Regions from separate parts of the Homo sapiens genome. Here region 2 is linked to region 1. A link is a contact called in ENCODE Hi-C data. All regions are on one chromosome and are shown on one strand. Each heading gives the region's core, a stretch centred on a gene start or an enhancer-like site at or near the end of the contact. The rest is flanking DNA. Distances are from core to core; before and after follow the strand shown.

Region 1 (5,183 bases), core at 1,374-3,873:
CGACTTTCTAAATCCAAGATTTATAGCATTGGACTGAGTACCTGGAAACTTCCCAGTATTTAAAGTTTGAGTTGTTTAGCATGTCTGTCTAATCTCTCCCTCCCCAGTTAAATTAACTTGAACTTTTTGTTCCAAGTTGCGCCATGGATTGGAACAGGAAGTAGTGGCTGTTCCCCAAAGAGGAAAGGGAGGGAGTCAACCACCACTGAGAAATTGACCAAAAGGGTCCATGCATCCTTTTTCTCAAAGTTGTCCATGAAGTCTCAGAACCAACTCTACTCCATATCCAACCATGGTTAAGAAAGCCAGGGGAGGGAGGACACAGTTCCAGTGTTGTATTTTTTATCCTTGAATTAACAAGTGCCAACCCAAATTAATATTTCAGTGATTTTTTTTCCTGTCCTCATAAGAACAAAGATAAATAGCTTTTGAGTGTTACTTATCCTGCACAGGCTTTAAATGCATGAGTTATATCCAAAAGCTCATGTATTTCTCACACAGCCCCTTAAAAGTATAGATACAGTTATTATTTCCATTTCACAGATGAGACAGCTGAGGGTTAAAGTAGTTGACAAAGCAGCCTGGAGTCACACAGCTGGTAAGTTGCAGAGACAAGATCATAACACAGGACTGTCTGACTCCAGTGACTTTGGGCAGGCTCCCTCACTCATCCTGTCACTCATTCCATTAAAAGACATTAGTGGGCATCTCCCTCTAGTGTTCTGGAGGAATGTTCCAGTGTAGTACAATGGAAAGAAAAGTCCCTGCCCTCAAGGGGCTTACATTCTAGAGAGAGATGGGGTCAGAAGTTAAATACTACACTGCTGAGAATATAATTACAATGTGGGGTAAAGGCTCTAAAGGAATGTGGTTCTACTGCAGAAACATCATATAAAGACCCAAACAAGAAACTCCGCCCAGTTTTCTCCTCTGTAAAATGGAAGTACTTGACCAGGCACGGTGGCTCACGCCTGTAATCCCAGCACTTTGGGAGGCTGAGGCGGGGAGATCACGAGGTCAGGGGATCGAGACCATCCTGGCCAACATGGTGAAACCCCGTTTCTATTAAAAATACAAAAAAAGAGCTGGTCGTGGTGGCACACACCTGTAGTCCCAGCTACTTGGGAGGCTGAGGCAGGAGAATCGCTTGAACCTGGGAGGCGGAGGTTGCAGTGAGCCGAGATCATGCCACTGCACTCCAGCCTGGCAACAGAGCAAGACTCTGTCTCAAAAAAAATTGAAGTAGTTTTGTAGCTTTAGCAGTTAAATTGAGGTATCAAGGTGATATCTTATATCTTGCTCAAGTGGAAGTTCATCCTGTTTTGTTAAAGCAGGAGAAGGATTCCATTTGCAAGTTACCACAGTCTAGAACCACCTGATTGTCTTAAAGGCAGCATTTAGTGAGTGCCTACTATGTTCTCCGGGTCATATGCTGTGCTGAGGGACAGGTTAAAATAGCCACTTGCTCACAGTGTTCATGTCCTACTTCAGAGGACCTCCCTCTCCCTCAGAGCCTCAGTTGTAAAAGGGGAAGGCTTGGGTTCTTTTTATGGCTCTGCCATTGAGTGACCCCGGAAGAGTCTCTGGGCCTCTCTGAACCTTAAACTCTTCTTCTGAAGCTCAGGAATATGAGCTGTTTCTCCTAGGGTGTTAGGAGTGTCCAGGTGAGCTTTAATGTGTGTGTGAGTGTATCTGGAACCCGTATGGCACAGTGTAGGCTCTTTATGTGGGCATATAGTCAGCACTTCATATCTATGGGTTCTTCATCTGTGGATTCAACCAACTGATGATCAAAAATATTTGGAAAAAATAATTCCACAAAGTTCCAAACAGCAAAACTTGAATTTGCCACATGCCAGTACTATGTTGAATTCCCATGATGTAGGCATTGTATTAGGTATTATAAATAATCTAGAGGTGATGTAAAGTATATGGGAGGATGTAGTTGGTATGCCAAGCCTACAATAGCAATTAGGACAAGTATATGGCCATGTGATTTAAACTATATGGGAGGATGCAAATACTCTGTGTGCCATTTTATATCAGGAACTTGAGAATTCATGGATTTGGGAAGATACTGGAGCCAATATCTCATGGATATGGGGAGATGACTCTATTGTCTAATAGGCCAATCTAGGGGTTGAAGGAAAAAGCCAGCATTTCTAGAGAAGGTGGGGGCAGCCAGGCTTCCAAAATTGGGTCAAAGAGGGTCATCTTTATGGGTTGAAAGTCTCTTGGGGGACAGTTAAAATGATGGGAATAGATCCAGAAAGGTCAACTTATGTGGACATCTTCAGAGATCATTGGTGCTACATCATTTTCTTGAAAGGAACAGTGGAGAATAAGGGTTTCAACAGAAGTATGTAAAGCCAAAGCTTCTTAAAAACAATATATGGTGGTGGAAATATGCAGTACTTTTAGGGAAAATTCTCAGATTCAGTATTTGTTCAGTAGGGTATTTATTGGACACCTCCAGTGTGCCAAGTAGGGGCATCCACTGGCAGGACTGCAGTGGTCCAACTAACAAGGTCCTGGTCTTAGATGGAGGAAAACATCCACCAAGTTTTATCACACAGATGAAAATGCACCAGCGCAGCCAGCACTTGGGGTGGCCAGTGCCAAGTGCAAGGGGAACAAAACAGAGGATGGGACCCAGTTACGATGGCCAGGCTGGGCTTCCTGAGTCATCTCAATATGGAGCAGTCAGTGTCAGCCAGGCATAGTCTCCAAGACAGAAGGAGTCATGGATTTCTAGGAAAAGCATTTCACTGATAATACTTTAATGTGCATCTGTGTCCTACACTGTCTCGTATCCAGAGAGGGCCATGTTTCTAAGGGGCTATCCCAAGTTTGACACATATTCCTGGAGCTAAAGCAAGTGAAAACACTTAGGAAAGTATGAAAGCTCTGTGTGGATGGTGGTGTATGACTCTGCAATGTATATTTTAAAGAAGAAATGTTTTGGAAAGTCATTAAAAATGTTAACCACATCCCCCTCCAAACTAAAAAGCTGATGAAGGGAACATATTTTCAAATTACACATTTAAAAACATATATGTTTATATCAACAAAAGATAGCCTATGTTAGACCCAGATATAGTTGATATGCCAAGCCTGCGATAGCAATTAAGACACGTATATGGCCAGAAATGTCCTCTGGACATACTCAGCGGATGGTACCGCTGCAAAACACGTTTTTCAATGAGCTCATCTGTAAGGCACGATGAAACGAGGTCAAAGAAAAGCTTAGAGAGCTTCATACTCACAGTTTTAAACTCAACTGAGAAAAGATTTAAAGGAAAAAAAATCCCTGACCCAAACAAAAGCAGGGGGAAACTTAGTGTTGCCTAAAGCAACTAAAGAAAAACACCGCGTTCTCCTGGTGGCTGTTCTCTGCCGTTGCGTGTGCAGGGGATCCGTATTTTTGCCTCCAGCATGCTCATTTCTGTTTCTCAGACCCACACACCATTTTGCTGAGACAAAGCTGCAAGTGCATTTCCACCCAGCTGGGCACACTTGATAACTACACTGATGCATCAGAACTATAAATGTCACCCCCGTCATCTCCTTGTACCCTCTGATAACTTTACTCTTTAAAAACTTGTTAACATCCTTTTTCCAGCCTTACATTTGACATAATCAAAGTCATGTACATGAACTCCCCTCTCTCTCTCTGAAAAACCCCTACGTTTCCTCAAGTTCTAATTGCATTATCAAGTGTTTTGTTTGGATCATTAATTCCTTCCCAGATGATTTGCTCCTGGTAGGTTTCTAGCAAATTCTACCCATGTCTAATAAATCATCTTACAAAATGCTGCAGGTTTTTCTCCGTCATAGGGATCTAGTCCACACGCTAATTGCTGTGCCCCTGTGAAGTTTTATTCTCCTACCTCTCACTAAAAGCAACCCCTTTAGCTTCATTGTTAAAACTCTAACAATTCGACAACAAAGAAAAGATTTCAGAACTGTGCTTTGGCCAGGCCAAGTCCCCAGAGTCATTTCAAGCTTGCTGAGCTGGAATATACCCAGGGTTATTCTGTCATCTAAACAAACTTTCTCCAGGTGAACGCAGGCAAGGCATCTGTCTCTTCTGTGTCCCCTGTTGGACCTGGGAGTCAGGGAGATGAATGATCCATTGTCCTGAGGCAACACTACCATGTAACTAACCTGAGAACAAGAAAATGAAGTCAGGAAGTTTTAACTGCATAGCCATAGGGTGGGGAAGGACGGGGGCCCAGTTCCTGCTTCCAGGATGTGATAGGATTATTGGGGCTGGAGATTGTGGAGTTGTAGCTACAAAGGCTGTAAAGCATTCATAGAAGACCAGATGGGGAGTGATCTGAAATAATTCAGAAGGGTGTAAGTACCAGTCTAGTGAGGTTCCTCTTATATTAAAAATCAACATTATCTAATTTCCCAGTTTCTACAGGTAAGGAAATTGAGGTCCAGAAATGATCAGTAGTTTCTTCAGATGCAAGTATACTATTTTGTTTACTTTATCATTTGATTCCCAGCATGTATCAATGGACTCACCTATACATGAATCTTGCAGTGTTTTTAGCCCAGTTCATACTTTCCACAAACATGTTTATTTCTGTTCAGTTCTCCAAAGGTATTGTGGGCCTCCTATGTATAAGTCAGGTGTTCTGTGCGGCTAAGATAAGGTATTAACCCACCATTCTTATTTTTAAAAATGTAATCACAAAAAGCAAGGATCAATTATTATAATATGGCCATATTTTAAAGCCCTTCTGTGCCTGTGAAGTCGAGAGGGTGAGTCATTTTATTTCCCATTTTACAGGTGATAAATATCTTAGGATGTCATTATTATTCTTTTTGTGCCATTTGTAAATCACATTTATAAATCTTTGAGAAAGAAGTACACACTTAAGTTTACTTTTGATTCATATAGGTTCTAAATCTTCCCAATTTCTGTGTCTTCCACCGTAGATGTCTCCACTGTTAGTTATTCCTGCTCCTTTTCATTGGTTCTTCTTGCAAAGCCAATATTTCCAGAAATCTGCACCAATTTCTCACAGTGATTGCACATTTCAATGGAGATAGATAGCTTGGAGACAGTTTATACATTCTACTGATAAAAGTTGTCTCTGGTTGCATGGAAGGGTCTCAGCAAACTGAGAATATTTTGGCAATTCAGTAGATAGAGCCAGATTCATTATTGC
Region 2 (5,069 bases), core at 2,255-4,754, 200 kb before region 1:
GCTGTAGCATTTCAGCAACAACCTCTCAATCTGCCATCTGGGAGACCACCCGAGGGGTGGTAGAACATCTCCAAAAAAGTGTACACCCCAAGTAAGCACTAATTTACATTTATGGTGTAGGACAGAACTTCTCTGTTTCTCAAAACCAGTTTGGTTTGAAGATTATCACCCTGTTGACACTAGCTCATTCTGTGAAACTGACAAGCCCACACACCTTTGGTGAAAGAATTTGTTTCCTACCCATTATCTGAGAGCCCATGAGCAGTTTAATGAATATACTGATGGAGGATTCCCTGGCACAAGCTTATCTGAACAAAGGCCAATAATATTCCACCCCATGCAGAATCCTATCAAAGCAATGCATTAATTGATTAAAGCAATTAAAAGAAAGTCTCCACCTCAAATAGGCAACAAATGCCACCAAAACTGATTAAAGAACACTGTCCAGTGACCTCAACCATGCACTGAAAAATCTAGTGAGTGACAACTTTTTAAAGGTCAGTGTGAAACAAGTAATCCTTATGAACATCAAGGCAATTCTTTCACTCTGATGAAGCAGTTAAATAGTGAAGGTCATGGGGCTTTAGCAGCCACATAAAAGAAAGAAGGAAAGCAATTAGACAAAATGGATGCTGTAATCCCACTTTCCAGGCCCCAGAGTCTCGCTGAATACAGAGCTCCTGCTTTACTGTTCAGAACTCTCCCGCTTCACTGTTCAGAAACTGGAAGCAGATTCCAAATGAGAATTCCATAGCTTGATTCCACTCTCACCAAAAGCTGACTGCGTGTTTCTTAGGAATGTCTATAGCCTTGGGAGGTAAAAATAAAATAAAATAAAATCAATGGATGATGCTATGAACTTTACACCCAGTTTGGAATTCCAAAAATATTCCTCCATTGCTCAGGACTGTTGCTGAATCCTACCCAGCCAGGTTTGCTGTACTGCAGGGAATGAATGTCCAGATCTATGGATCGCCAGGGTTTTCCAATCAAGTGGGAATCCAAGGACCAGCATGGACTAGCAGCATTGGCATCACTTGGAAGTGCTTTCAGTATGGAGATTCTCAGAACCCGCCCCAGACCCACTGTATCAGAACCGCAACCACATTAAAATGTGAGAAACACTGACCTACAGGACCCTACAGGGCACTTTTGTTTTGTTTTGTTTTCTGTTTTGTTTTTATCCTTCTTCTAGCCTGAGTTTCCTCAATGGAAAGATGACAGAGTGTACACACAAAACAAACCAAAACTGAAGGAGGGCAGTTGTTGACATGATCATGGGGGTGATGAGTCTTCTCCCAGTTCTAACTTCTGCAGTCAGCATCGCTTCTTTTGTAATCACGGGAAAATAATTTTCAAATGGAGCTAACCCTCTCACAACATTGTACTAATGATCTTTAAAGCGACGGATTTAGAAGCGCTCAGCACCACGCTTGCCACACTGCAGGGCAGACACTTCAGAGGTGTTAGGTGAAGTGGATGGAGCCAGCACGCTGGCCTCTCCCACTCCGACAGCTGGCGAGCAGCTCTTGTCCACCAAAACTTCCCCGGGTAGATTCACCCACCGGTCCTGGAAACCTGCTAAATCCTGAAGGTTCACAGAACCTCTGGTCAGAACTGAAGTTGCAGCCGGAGCTTCCCGCAGGCTCTGTAACTTTCCCTGGAATGAAATAAATAAATAAAGACCGTAAGTGCTGAGATAGCGGGCCCCAAGATATTTTTAGTCCTCTGCAATCAGCCACTAGAGGAAGGGGGAGGGAGAAGGGAGTAAAAAAGTTTTGATCCGTTCGGGAAGGGGCTCGAAGAGAACCCTTGGGAGAAAGCAGTAGCCTCAGCTCCAAACTCAGCGAGCTTTTCTCGGCTGGCGTTTTGTCTCCTATAGCGTAGACTGTAAGAGAACAGAAAGGAGTTTCCCGAGAAGATTCAGGCTGGCGTCCTGGGCTGGCCCGTCCCTTCTGGCGAGCCTCAGTGTCCTCCCACGCGCTTCTGCCTTCCAGCCTCCTCCCTTTTTCGGGGGGCTGGCGGGAGGCATCCAAGGCACGATGTATGTGCGCTCGCGCTCGCGCAAATACGGCCGGAGGAGTCCTGTTCCTCGGGCATTTTCCGAGGAAGTCTGGATCAATTAGGCTCAGTCCGGGGAGAGCCAGCGAGCGCGCGGGCGGCGTAGCCGGCCTGTCTGGGCCGCCTCGTGGGGAGGGAGGGGGCGCCCGGCCGCCCGGCGGCGACCCCGGGGCCTGGCCGCCACCATGGGCTTCGAGCTGGACCGCTTCGACGGCGACGTGGACCCGGACCTGAAGTGCGCGCTGTGCCACAAGGTCCTGGAGGACCCGCTGACCACGCCGTGCGGCCACGTCTTCTGCGCCGGCTGCGTGCTGCCCTGGGTGGTGCAGGAGGGCAGCTGCCCGGCGCGCTGCCGCGGTCGCCTGTCGGCCAAAGAGCTCAACCACGTCCTGCCGCTCAAGCGCCTTATCCTCAAGCTGGACATCAAGTGCGCGTACGCGACGCGCGGCTGCGGCCGGGTGGTCAAGCTGCAGCAGCTGCCGGAGCACCTCGAGCGCTGCGACTTCGCGCCCGCGCGCTGTCGCCACGCGGGTTGCGGCCAGGTGCTGCTGCGGCGCGACGTGGAGGCGCACATGCGCGACGCCTGCGACGCGCGGCCAGTGGGCCGCTGCCAGGAGGGCTGCGGGCTACCCTTGACGCACGGCGAGCAGCGCGCGGGCGGCCACTGCTGCGCGCGAGCGCTGCGGGCGCACAACGGCGCGCTCCAGGCCCGCCTGGGCGCGCTGCACAAGGCGCTCAAGAAGGAGGCGCTGCGCGCTGGGAAGCGCGAGAAGTCGCTGGTGGCCCAGCTGGCCGCGGCGCAGCTTGAGCTGCAGATGACCGCGCTGCGCTACCAGAAGAAATTCACCGAATACAGCGCGCGCCTCGACTCGCTCAGCCGCTGCGTGGCCGCGCCGCCCGGCGGCAAGGTAGGCGCCTGCTGCCCGCCCCGACCTCCAGCCAGGATCCCTGGGGACCCAGGGCCCCGCCCCATCCCTTTGGGTACAGGGATGCCCCGAGCTTCCCGGGAACATCCTTGCTTCCTCCCTCTTCTTCCACTGCTTACCAGCTGTATCACTACTTGCAGGTCGCTGAACCTGCCTGAGGTGGAACACTGTGGTCCTTTATAGTCTAGACGTAACCGGTAAAGTATAGCTGTACAGCTTCAGGGATTCTGGAAGGACGAAAAAGAATTCACAAGCAAGTGTAGGATAAGAATGAAGAATGCAGCTCCAGAGTCAAAACTGCGTTCAAAGGCTTTGCTGCTCAGACCAGCTAGGGGATCTCGGGCAAGTTGCTTACCCTCTAGAGGTCAGAAACCTATAGACTGACACTTAGGAGAGGAGAGATGGACACATTGGGTGAATTGTATCCGTGCATCCTCTAGGATTCCAGAAAAAAAAATAAAGGGAACCCACAGCCAGTGTAGATTAAGTTAAGAAGGATATCAGAAGAGAGGCCTCTGGGGTAAAAGCTGGATGCAAGCGTGGGCTTTGCAGCCAACTAGCTGGCTGACCTTGAGCAAGCTGCTTAACCTCTCTAAAGTTGGAAACTATGGTCCCTAGAGACGTGGTATACAGAGTAAAAACACAGCCAGGCACCCCTGAGGTATTCATCCAGGGATTTCAGAAAGAATTAAAGGAGCACTCTGCCCCCAACAAGTATAAAGTAATAATTAAGTGTGAGTCCTCTGGAGTTAAAACTGTTTTCAAATCTGGGCTTTTTGCTGACCAGCTGGGTGAGCTTCTGGCTTAATTCCCAGATCCCTCAGTTTCCCTCAGTGCGAAAGGTTTTTGTCAGGCTTCAGGGAGAGAGTTTAGTAGAAGGGCCTCGTACTGTGCCTGGCAGAGAGTAAATAAATGCTCAACAAGTGTTACCTAGAATTATTTTTAACATCTCCACCTGAGCGGTCCCCTTGAGCGAGGGTTTACTTTGCTCCAGGCTGGGTGCTGCATTCTTCCCAGTCATTTCCTTTTTAATCAAGTGAGGTTGGTGTGACCCTTCCCACTTAGTAGATGAAAAAACTGAGGCTCATTAAGGGGCAGTTTCATGCCTGGGTCACAGCTTTTGGGTGCAAAGCTGCATGTTGAACCTTTGCGTGCCCATCTTTCCAGCCCACGTTCTATAAACTATCATGTTGCTCCTCAGTGCAACCACAAGGACCATTTATTGAGTGTTTATTAAGTGCCACCAACAATAGGAAGTACTTTACATGCATTACCTATGTTGTCCTTTGAGATGAGGGAACAGACTCAGAGAAGTTATATAACTTGTCCAAAATTAAGTAGTGACTCAGGGAGCAGAGCCGGACTCAGATTCTACCTCAGAGTTCTCAGTTTTGGGGCATATTGGCATTTTGGGCCCCATAACTCTTAGTTGGGAGGGGAGGTACTGTGCTGTGCATTGTAGGATGTTTAGCAGCATTCTTGGCCTCCCTCCCAAGTCGTGACAATCCAAATATTGTCAAGTGTCCTCTGGAGGGGCAAAGTCGCCCAGGTTGAGAACCACTGGTTTCCCTGATTGCAGAAGCCACATTTTCAACAGCTGGGTACTTCTGCCTTCCTGGGGAGGGGCCTGGGCCTGCTGCCACCGCTCTGGTTGCCTGCTCCAGATGGTGTGGCAGAAAGGGGAAAATATTTGCCCGAGGCTCCCCCAAGGGCCTGTGTCTGCTTTGCCTCTCTCTGCCCTCTCCCAGCCCCCTTTCCTTACGTGCACACCAGGCCTGCAAGTTTTCCGACCTGGCCCCCCTTCCTGGCCCCTGGCCTGTCTGTCAGCTGCAGTCTCAGCAGCTGGCCAGCTCTGGGCGAAGGGCAAATATTTACAGCTCCACAGCTTGCCCAGGACCTCACAGGCACACAAAAGACTGGTGTGAGCCTTCGAATCACCAAAACAGAGGGCAAAGCTTGGTCTTCAATCAGGCGCCAGATTTAGGGTGAAGGAGTTCCCGAGTTTCTGCTGTTTATGCTGTCATCTGGACTTCCTTCGTCGTTTTAAGTGACGCTTATTTATAAATAAGCCATTCACTGCCC

What was found. Hi-C counts contacts between places; a loop is a spot of excess contacts on that map. Pooled maps may share reads with other maps.
Region 2: a map of sigmoid colon shows a loop between it and region 1 (2.8-fold over the local background). The contact joins the promoter of PDZRN3-AS1 here to the enhancer-like site in region 1. A Hi-C loop is called at or near these places in 4 of 168 maps with a recorded cell type or tissue (esophagus muscularis mucosa, prostate gland, sigmoid colon and 1 more) and 4 of 50 pooled maps.

The regions. Positions count from the first base shown.
Region 1 is chr3:73,417,713-73,422,895 of GRCh38, reverse strand. The region is part of intron 3 of PDZRN3 (PDZ domain containing ring finger 3); the gene reads left to right. Among named protein-coding and RNA genes, the nearest start is that of PDZRN3-AS1, 200 kb to the left of the region's middle. Within about 2 kb of position 2,623, at least 4 of the 41 ENCODE cell types and tissues checked have a DNase peak (open chromatin) inside an H3K27ac peak, as active enhancers do; they include sigmoid colon, where a contact is called at or near this core.
Region 2 is chr3:73,622,003-73,627,071 of GRCh38, reverse strand. PDZRN3-AS1 (PDZRN3 antisense RNA 1) reads right to left here and starts at 3,504. Exons shown (of 2, transcript NR_046681.1): 1 at 3,107-3,504; 2 at 1-1,660. It overlaps PDZRN3 (PDZ domain containing ring finger 3), which reads left to right and starts at 2,131. Exons shown (of 10, transcript NM_015009.3): 1 at 2,131-2,969. The coding sequence starts at 2,247. RefSeq lists an enhancer at 4,198-4,712.